Regions from separate parts of the Mus musculus genome. Here region 2 is linked to region 1. Evidence: chromatin loops called from intact Hi-C (ENCODE). Cell type or tissue: left cerebral cortex. All regions are shown on one strand. Links, peaks and the distances in the headings refer to the core of each region. The heading gives the core; the rest is flanking DNA.

Region 1 (4,388 bases), core at 84-4,083:
TTAAGCCCCACTTAAAGCATTCAACTGCTTTTCTAATCCAAAATCCCAAAGTCTGCACTCCTCCAAACCAAAGCATGGTCAGGCTTATCACAGCAATACCCCAGTCCCTGGCACCTACCTTAGTCAGGGTTTTATTGTTGTGAAGAGATACTATGACCATGGCAACTCTTATACAAAGGTTTCTTTGGGGCTGGCTTACAGTTCAGAGGTTTAGTCCATTATGGTTATGGTGGGAAACATGGCATTGTGCAGACAGACATGGTGCTGGAGAAGGAGCTGAGAGTTCTATATCTCGATCTGTAGCTAGCAGGGAGAGACAGTGATACAATAGCCAGGCTTGAGCTTCTGAAACCTCAAAACCTACTCCCTAGTGACACACCTTTCCAACAAAGCCACACCTCCTCTAACAAGGCCACACCTCCTAATAGTGCCACTCCCTATGGGCCCATGGGGGCCATTTTTATTCAAACCTCCAGACTGGGCTTTTGCAAATCTGCCTATTGAAGCTGACTGAGGCAAGGCACAAACTAGAAAATAGTTCTGTTCATGGTTACCTTTATTCTGTCCTGCCTCTCTGGAGGTCACAATCTACACTTAATTGAAAGGGAGGGGAAGGACATGCAAATGAACTCTGTAAAAAGCAGTTTACATTGGCTACTCTTTAAAAACAAAAACCCAATCAGAAAGCATCCCTGTTTTGACGATCTCAACAACTTCCCAAAGTAGATAACATAAAATCCACTCTCCTTAACAACACTCACAAAGCCCACGGTGAAACCTTCTCTGTCATGCGTTGTTCTGGGCTTTGAAGATTCGAGGGTGAGGTTGACAAACTCAATCCCAACTTTTAGAGAGTTTGGAGTCCAATTAATGAGGCTGTCAAAACATAAAATGTCAACCATCAAGTACAAAATGACAGATTGAGTCTGTGAACAGTAGAGGAAGTGCTAACAGAGAGAATAATGAGGAGAGGTTGTGGCAGTTTGAGGAATAACAATTTTCTTATGTGTAGTTGGAGGTAGTTGAATGGGGTTTCTGGATGGTGTCTGTTGTAATCCCAGAAGAGGAACGCCTTGACTATCTCTCAATAATGGGCAAATTCCTTCCCCAGGAACCAACCTTTATATATATATAAATGTGTGTATGCGTGTGCTTGTGGGTCTGCACAGAGACCAGAAGAGAGCACCAGATCCCCCAGAACTGGAGTTACAGGCAATTGTGAGCTGTCCAGCATGGGTGCTGGGAACGGAAGTAGACGTCTAGAGAGCAGTAAATGGTTCTAAGCGCTGAGCCATGTCTCCAGACCCCCAGACCCTTTAATACAGCTTGGGTAGACAGGAGATCTTCCAGTTGCCACTGGGTCTTGTGTTAGTGAATACAAAGAAGCCTGGGGGAAAAAAACAAACATGATATCAATGGTTTCTCAGCCACCTATGGCCGGAAGCCATTTTGTAAGCCCAGGGGAAGCATAATGGGAACCCCAAAATGAAATCCACATATACAATTTCAGTATATCTACTAAGTACGCTTAACAAATGAGAGGAAAGTCAAATTCATTTCATAATATATCTTCCTTTACCCAGTAAGTGAAAAAAAAAAAAGGAACCAGTTCAAGTACGAAAAATCCACTGTGCATTTGATTAACACTTAACATCTTTATTAGGACTAGGCACACTTCAAGTGCCCCAGAGCCACATGTGACTAACTATGGGGCGCATAATTTCAAACCTCAGCTCCTTCCTCTCCCTCTTTCCCTCCCTCTTCTCTCCCTGTAGCCCTAGCTGTCCTGGAACTCGTTTCTGTAGACGAGGCTGTCCTCGAACTCAAAACATATGCCTGCGGAGCTCTGCCTGCCTCTGCTTCCCCAGTGCTGGGATTAAAGGCATTCAACACCACCAACAGGCCAACTTCAATTATCTGTGAAATGAGAATGAAAGAACAAAAGTGCCAGTCTCTGGAAGCTCTTTAAGGTTACCCACGAAATGCCAAGCACTCTGCTCTACTCTTGGATAACGGCCTCGCTTTTAGGTTCATCCCCTAAGTATCCGCCCCTTTCCCCGCCCCTTCAGGTTACAGGCGGAAGCAGAATTGTCAAAACGCGGCGCGCTTTACGGCAGCGCGTCCTTTTACGGCAGTGTGGCGGGCTCACCGGCCACGCGCTCTTTTACTCTATTGGTTCTGGGGCCTGGCGCTTTACGGCAGTGTGTCAGGAAAAGCCTCTGAGCGGCCCGTGGTTCGGGAGTTGAGTGGAGGCAACCAGGGTACCCTGTGCTGATTGGGTCCGGAACCATGGACGTGGGCGAACTTTTAAGCTACCAGGTAAGAGCAGTTGGCGAGGCCGGAGGGCTCCTCATCCTCGCTCGGGTAGCAGGGACAGAGTCCCGTCATCTTGCCTCCCCTCGGTCCCTGGCCCTCACTTCTCATGTCACCCGGGCTTGCATCCTGTCATTGCACTTCACTCCCCTAAGCCCTCTGGACCCTTTCGACCCCTTCCTTCTCCAGACCTGAGCCTTGTGATTTCTGTTCCCCACCCGGTAGCCCTCAGCTCCTCTTCCGTCTCGTTTCTACCAATTCACAGGGCTTGGGGAGACAGTTGTGAAGACCCCCGCCCCCCCCCCCCCCCCGGTGTTGAGCCTCAGTTTCTTTACCAAGTGTCAGTGTAGCTTTGGAGAAGTCTTTCTCCCGTCACGGAGTCTCAATTCTTCTTTTAAAATCTATAAAGTGGATGGATGTATGTGAAAGGTCATTTGAAAGTGCAGAAACCTGTGCCCACGTTCCCTGCTATTGTTAAGCTGTTTGGAAGACGGAGCTTGGAATGGGTCGGTAAGAGACCTCTCGACCTCCTTGCTCAGGGTGCTTGTGAGGAACGGGTGACCCAGAGAGAAGAAAGGACTCTCTTGAGGTCACTCAACAGTTACAAAGCTCAAGTGTCCAGACTCCCAACTCAGAGTTTTGTCCCTCTTTTGACTGCCTAACGAGGCTTCTTGTGTCCATCTTTGTTTTCATTAGCTGCAATAGGCGTTGGGACCCATAAACTGTAATTATTCTGAATTAGGAAGTACTGTAATTGTAAATCACACTTCATTTTAAAGACTTAGTATGAAAAAGGTAGTATTTTTATATTGATCACAGATCCTTGATCATATTGATTGAATATGTATGAGGCCATAATATGATGGAGCAGACTTTGGGTGATGGATGAAATAAAAAGTGGGTAAGCCAACCTTATCCACTTGCATTTTGTTCAAGGTGTGATGTTTTAAAAGTGATAGCTTTGCAGTCAAGAGTAGGCAGTGAGAACCTGTGAACTTGAGTTTAAAAGTGATAGCTCTAGGCCGGGCGTGGTGGCTCGTGCCTTTAATCCCAGCACTTGGGAGGCAGAGGCAGATGGATTTCTGAGTTTGAGGCCAGCCTGGTCTACAGAGTGAGTTCCAGGACAGCTAGGGCTATACAGAGAAACCCTGTCTCTAAAAAAAAAAAAAAAAAAAAACTCAAAAAACCCCCAAAACCAACAACAACAAAAAAGTGATATCTCTGCAGGCCAGAGTAGGCGGTAAGAACCTGTGAACCTGAGCTGTTAGCCATGGCTGCCTTGAATCTCAGTGCCTGAAAGTTGGGAGGGAGGCAGCGGCCAGTGGGTCACTGAGTTCCAGGCCAGCCAGGGGTACATACTGAGACACCCCACCACCACTACAATAAAATAAAATAAAAGGCCTGGATTTGGAGCCCCAGGTTGCCTTCCATGCCTTTTGCCTTACTAACTAGTTGTTGTAATCTTGAACAGATACCTCATGGTACCGACCTTATGGTCGGTTGTGAAGAAAGTTCTTCTTCTGGTAAGAGTCTGTTAAGAAGCTGGCGCCTTTAATCCCAGCACTTGGGAGGCAGAGGCAGGTGTATCTCATTGAGTCCGAGGCCAGCCTGGTCTACAGAGGACAGCCAAGGCTACACAGAGAGACTCTGTCTTGAAAAACCAAAAAATAAAAGCAAACCAAAATGAAAGAACAACAAAAAGCCTAGCTATGTCTGGTGGTTGGTGATTCACACCTTTAGTCCCAGCATTTGGGAGGAGGCAGAGGCAGGCGGATTTCTGAGTTTGAGGCCAGCCTCGTCTACAGAGTGAGTTCCAGGACAGCCAGGGTCTCACAGAGAAATCGTGTTCAGAAACCAAACCAAACCAAAAGAAAAGAAAAAAGAAAAGAGAAAAAAAAAGCAGTGTTAGGCCAATGTTTGTTGCAGTTAAAACAGCCCATAAATACTAATATTGGTAGTTATTTCCTTTAGCCAATATATACAACACTGACCCCGTAGATGGAGACTCCAGGCCTGATGAGAAAGAATACATTAAAAGAAAAAAAGGGAAAGAATACATAAGCAACAGATAACAG
Region 2 (4,388 bases), core at 253-4,252, 290 kb after region 1:
GCCCTCTTCTGGGGTGTGTCTGAAGACAGCTACAGTGTACTCATATTTATAAGAATAAATAAAAATCGACCTTTCAACTGTGACATGTCCTGAGCCTCAGCCTCTCTCTGCACCTTTTCTCTTATGACTCCTACAATTTCTGTAGCCCAGAACTTGCCCTTGAGCTCCAGACTGATAAATTCAATTGCCTATATACCTGTATAGATGGCCTCCTGTACCTGTGAGCCCCAAACCACCAATTCAACCAAGCACAGACCATAATTATTTGGTTAAAAGAAACAAAAACAAAAAACCCACTGACATTGTACTGAACATCTAGTCTGTTCCTTAGTGTTACTTATTTCTTAAAAAGTAGTTACAATGTCTACCCATCATTTATATATGTAGTATATTATACTATATATAACCTAGACATAATGTGGCACCTGTGTGTGTGGTGGGTACATGTGTCCTAGAAGCAATTCCCTAGACACTGAGCAGTGACTGGTGACTATTTCTAGATAAGCATTTTCAATCAAACATGTCCACCCTGCTGTTTTCATTGCTCAAACCCATCTGTCTGTCTGTCCTCAGTAAACAGAAACTCTGTTCTCCTAGTTGCTTAGGTCAGTATTCCTGGGGCCAACCCTTGCCTTCTTTCTTTCTTTCTTTCTTTCTTTCTTTCTTTCTTTCTTTCTTTCTTTTTTTTTTCGAGACAGGGTTTCTCTGTTTCTCTGTATAGCCCTGGCCGTCCTGGAACTCACTTTGTAGACCAGGCTGGCCTTGAACTCAGAAATCCACCTGCCTCTGCCTCCCAAGTGCTGGGATTAAAGGCGTGCGCCACCACGCCCGGCTCCTTGCCTTCTTTCATATCTAATCCCAATCTACCAGCAAATCCTGTTATCTCTTCCTTTAAAGTATCTCCACCTTCTGTCCTTTTCCTGCTTCCTCCACCGGCAAAATCCTGGACTGCGTCACCCTTTCACCTGGGTTATTACAGCAGCTGACAACCTGGCCTTCCTGTCTTTCTTGTACTATGTTCGTCTCCTACATAATAGCCTTGCTTATGTAAGCAAAGCCTGCGTGCAAATGCCACAACAGAACAGTGCAGTAAGAATCAGTGCTCTGTCCTCACTTGCTACTGACCGTTCAGAGAACACTAAACCCTTACTCGTGCCTACCGGTGCCCACGTGACACGGTCCCTCCATACTCTTCTGGCTTTATGTCTAACTACCTTCTGGTTTCTATCACTCTGGTATACCATCTTTTCAAGTCCTCAAAACTGCTAACAAGGGTGTGAAGTTGGTTTTCTCATTATCTGGAAAGATAGCTTATGGCTTGTTCTCTAGCTCCTTGCAAGCAACCAAATGCTACTTTATCCTCTCCGAAGGGCATATATAACATACTTCTATGTGACCAACTTACATTTTCTCAAGCCCATGCATTCCCTACCCCCTTGGCTTCCTGGATTTTTATGAAAATCATTTTTTTGTTTCATTTTATACTTGCATGTCCATTTTTCTCTTCTCTAGAAGGCAAGTTCCCAAGGGCAGGGACAGCTTGTCTGTTTTCCCAGAACAGTGCTTCAAACACAGATGCTCAGAAATTATTCACTGAATGAAGGAACCTTTGGCTAATATGTGAGGAATTTGGGATCAGGTGATTTGACTGAGTCAGGCCTTGACTGAATTCTAGTTTTGCCATTTCCTGGCTATGCCCAAGCAGCTCTGGACAGGTAACTCACTCGAATCTCATGTGTTCTCATTATCAAATGGTGATAGCAATCCCCGTGCCAGAGCACTGTTGTTAAGGACTGACATTTAAAATAGTAACATCTGGATACATAGACTTAGTACAAAGGGTACTCAGAACATGAGTTACTCAGTACTCAGCAACTATTTAGATGAGGTCTCAAAAGCCCGAGCTTTTTTGTAAGGTGGGGTCTTAAAAGCTGGTCTGGAATTTACTGCACAGACCAAGCTGGCCTGGAACCCTCAGGAGAACCACCTGCCTCTGCCTCCCTATATCATTATAAGGTGTTGACTTGTGCGTTAATTCAATCAGCTATGAATTCAGCTTTGATTCCAGATGCTGGGACACACTTAGATACACTCTCTTCATTCAGATCTTAGCTCTGTGAGCTTGAAACTTATGTGATCACCACACCTCTGTAACCTGTTTCCTCAGTTGTTAAACCGTGAGACGATAACACTTACCTCATAGCTTTGAAAAGTGTCTAGCACATAGAAACTTCTCAACTACACTAGCTATGATCATGATGCACTCCAGGTGAAGAAGGGTCAAAGCATGTATATTAGGGACAGAGAAGTTAAGAAAACCAGGCATCAACTATAGGAATGTCTTTTAGGCTGGGAGGGGACTCACATCTAATAAGTTCAACAACGTCAGGGAGTTGTAGGTATGTGTGTTGGGGGGGGGGTGCACGCACAGAGGACGTCAGGTGTCCCGCTCAATCACTCTCCAGCTTATTCTTTTGAGACTGAGTCTTTCACTGAACCTGGAGTTAAGCAGGCATCTAGCAAGCTCCGGCGATCTTCCTGTCTCAGCCCCAGAACACTGAAGTTACAGACCTGGCCCACCAACTTGGGCTTTTTAATGATGGGAACACAAATCCTCATTCTTGCATAGCAAGCACTTGGAGCCATCACACCCCTCCAAAAAAAAAGTTGTGTGTGTGTGGGGCCAGACTCAGTAGAGGTCAGTAGACGGCGCAGTTCCACCAGGTGAGAAAAGGGGTATCACTTCGGAAGTCAGAACAGGAACCAAAGTGGGGAGCCCTGCCAAGAGTTCGTGTCTTTAAAGGAACTAGAGGAGCGCTGGGGAGAGGGGCCCAGGCACGGAGGGAGGTGTGGCCTAGGCCAGCCACCAAAGCGACGCGGCCCTTCCCACACCCAGCTCCCGCGCTTCCTGCCTCAGTGTGTCCTAAGGATTCGTTTCTGGACGCTCCTAAGCGGCTGGGCTCCCTTACACTCCCGCCACTCTTACCTCGTCTTCCAGTCTTTCCCTCACTCTCCCGCCTCCTGCACCCTAGGCGGAAATGACGACTAAGTAGTGCGTCGCGCCGCGCCAGAAAGGTTCTGCGGAGCGGGAAAAAGGGTTCCGGTGAGGCTCACTGCGCCGGCGCGCGGGCGCGAGCGGTTAAAGCGCATTTTCGGTGTTCGAGGACCTGGATTTGTTCCCTCGGCCTGGCCGGCTAGAAGTCAGGGACCAAGGATACTGCCGCCTCCTAAGGATCGTTTTCCTCCGGCTCCGAAGCCTCTCGGCGCCCGGCTGTGGCCCTTGCCCTTTGACCCCCGTGGCGGCGGGGTGAGAGGTCGGGTGGCCATCTTGTGGCGGCGGCGCGGGCGGCTGTTACTGCGGAGACCTGTCCCCTCCCCCCACCTGGTACCCCGAGCTGTCTGTCAGTCGGCGGAGAGCCCTGCAGCCTGTCAGCGGAGGCCTGGGCCGAGTGCGGTCGCTTTCCCCGTCTCATCGGGCGGCCCGGGCTGCTCCCCACCACCGCCACCATGTCCTCCTTCTCAGAATCGGCGCTGGAAAAGAAGCTCTCAGAGCTGAGCAACTCTCAGCAGAGCGTGCAGACCCTCTCCCTGTGGCTCATCCACCACCGCAAGCACGCAGGACCCATCGTCTCCGTGTGGCACCGCGAGCTCCGCAAAGGTGATCACCCGCACCCCGGCTCTCCCATGGCTGTGTTCCCTCATCCACTCTCCCGCAGCCCTGTGGCTTCTTAAGCCTTGTTTTGCAGGCCTGGGGCTCTGATGGAGGGTCTGAGGTTGGAAACGGTGTTATTTTATGACTTGGAGAGGGAAACTGAGGCCCGGTAAGGTATGGGAGATTCGTCTGAAGTTCCAAGGGCGCAAATGCCCAGACTTGAAGTTACTCAGCTCCTTCCCTCATCAGGCTTCCCCCTCACACCTTACGACAGTTGTTTTTGTTTTTGTTTTAAATCGTGGCTGTGTTTGGAGCTGGGAGCCCCGTGTTGGGCAATTGGAATACGATCCAGCCGTCTCTGGTCAGACTGCCCACATTAAGACCTGGTGCAAACGTGTTCTAGCTAAGTGATCCTGGGAACGTTTCTTCATATCCTTGTGCCGGTGTATTCTAATCTGTAAAACGGATACAAACTTACCTGTACTTCCAAAGCCTTGACTCCGTGTTAGTTACTATCCATAGACTTGAGAACAGGATGGTAAATTGGGTAGCCTTCTGCCCTTGCCACTAAATTCAGACTCTCACGATATTCCCCGAGCGCTACCTGTTTCTTGCCAGGCCCGGTGTTGGATGCAAGTTGTTTCTGGCTACTGTCTGGAAGTTAAGTCTATCTGTCACTGAACCCAACAGTTTAACCTCTATGTCCTTTATTCCTTATATAGAAAATGGAGATGAT

What was found. A loop is a pair of places that touch in the nucleus more often than their neighbours do. Peaks named below come from ENCODE experiments on the same cell type or tissue, not always from the same donor. Only the 100,000 strongest peaks of a DNase experiment are listed, where the experiment ranks them.
Region 2: a loop joins it to region 1, with 2.5 times the contacts of the local background. A loop is called at or near these places in 2 of 42 quality-filtered maps.

The regions. Positions count from the first base shown.
Region 1 is chr2:157,735,241-157,739,628 of GRCm38, forward strand. Ctnnbl1 (catenin, beta like 1) reads left to right here and starts at 2,161. Exons shown (of 16, transcript NM_025680.4): 1 at 2,161-2,319. The coding sequence starts at 2,290. In left cerebral cortex, for the core only: a CTCF peak has its summit at 2,085; a DNase peak (open chromatin) is centred at 2,150; H3K4me3 peaks cover 1,334 bases; H3K27ac peaks cover 619 bases.
Region 2 is chr2:158,025,388-158,029,775 of GRCm38, forward strand. It overlaps Tti1 (TELO2 interacting protein 1), which reads right to left and starts at 3,047. Exons shown (of 8, transcript NM_029282.2): 1 at 2,987-3,047. It overlaps Rprd1b (regulation of nuclear pre-mRNA domain containing 1B), which reads left to right and starts at 3,110. Exons shown (of 7, transcript NM_001291134.1): 1 at 3,110-3,658. The coding sequence starts at 3,508. In left cerebral cortex, for the core only: CTCF peaks have their summits at 2,704 and 3,334 (motif pointing left); DNase peaks (open chromatin) are centred at 3,098, 3,306 and 4,210; H3K4me3 peaks cover 1,928 bases; H3K27ac peaks cover 1,483 bases.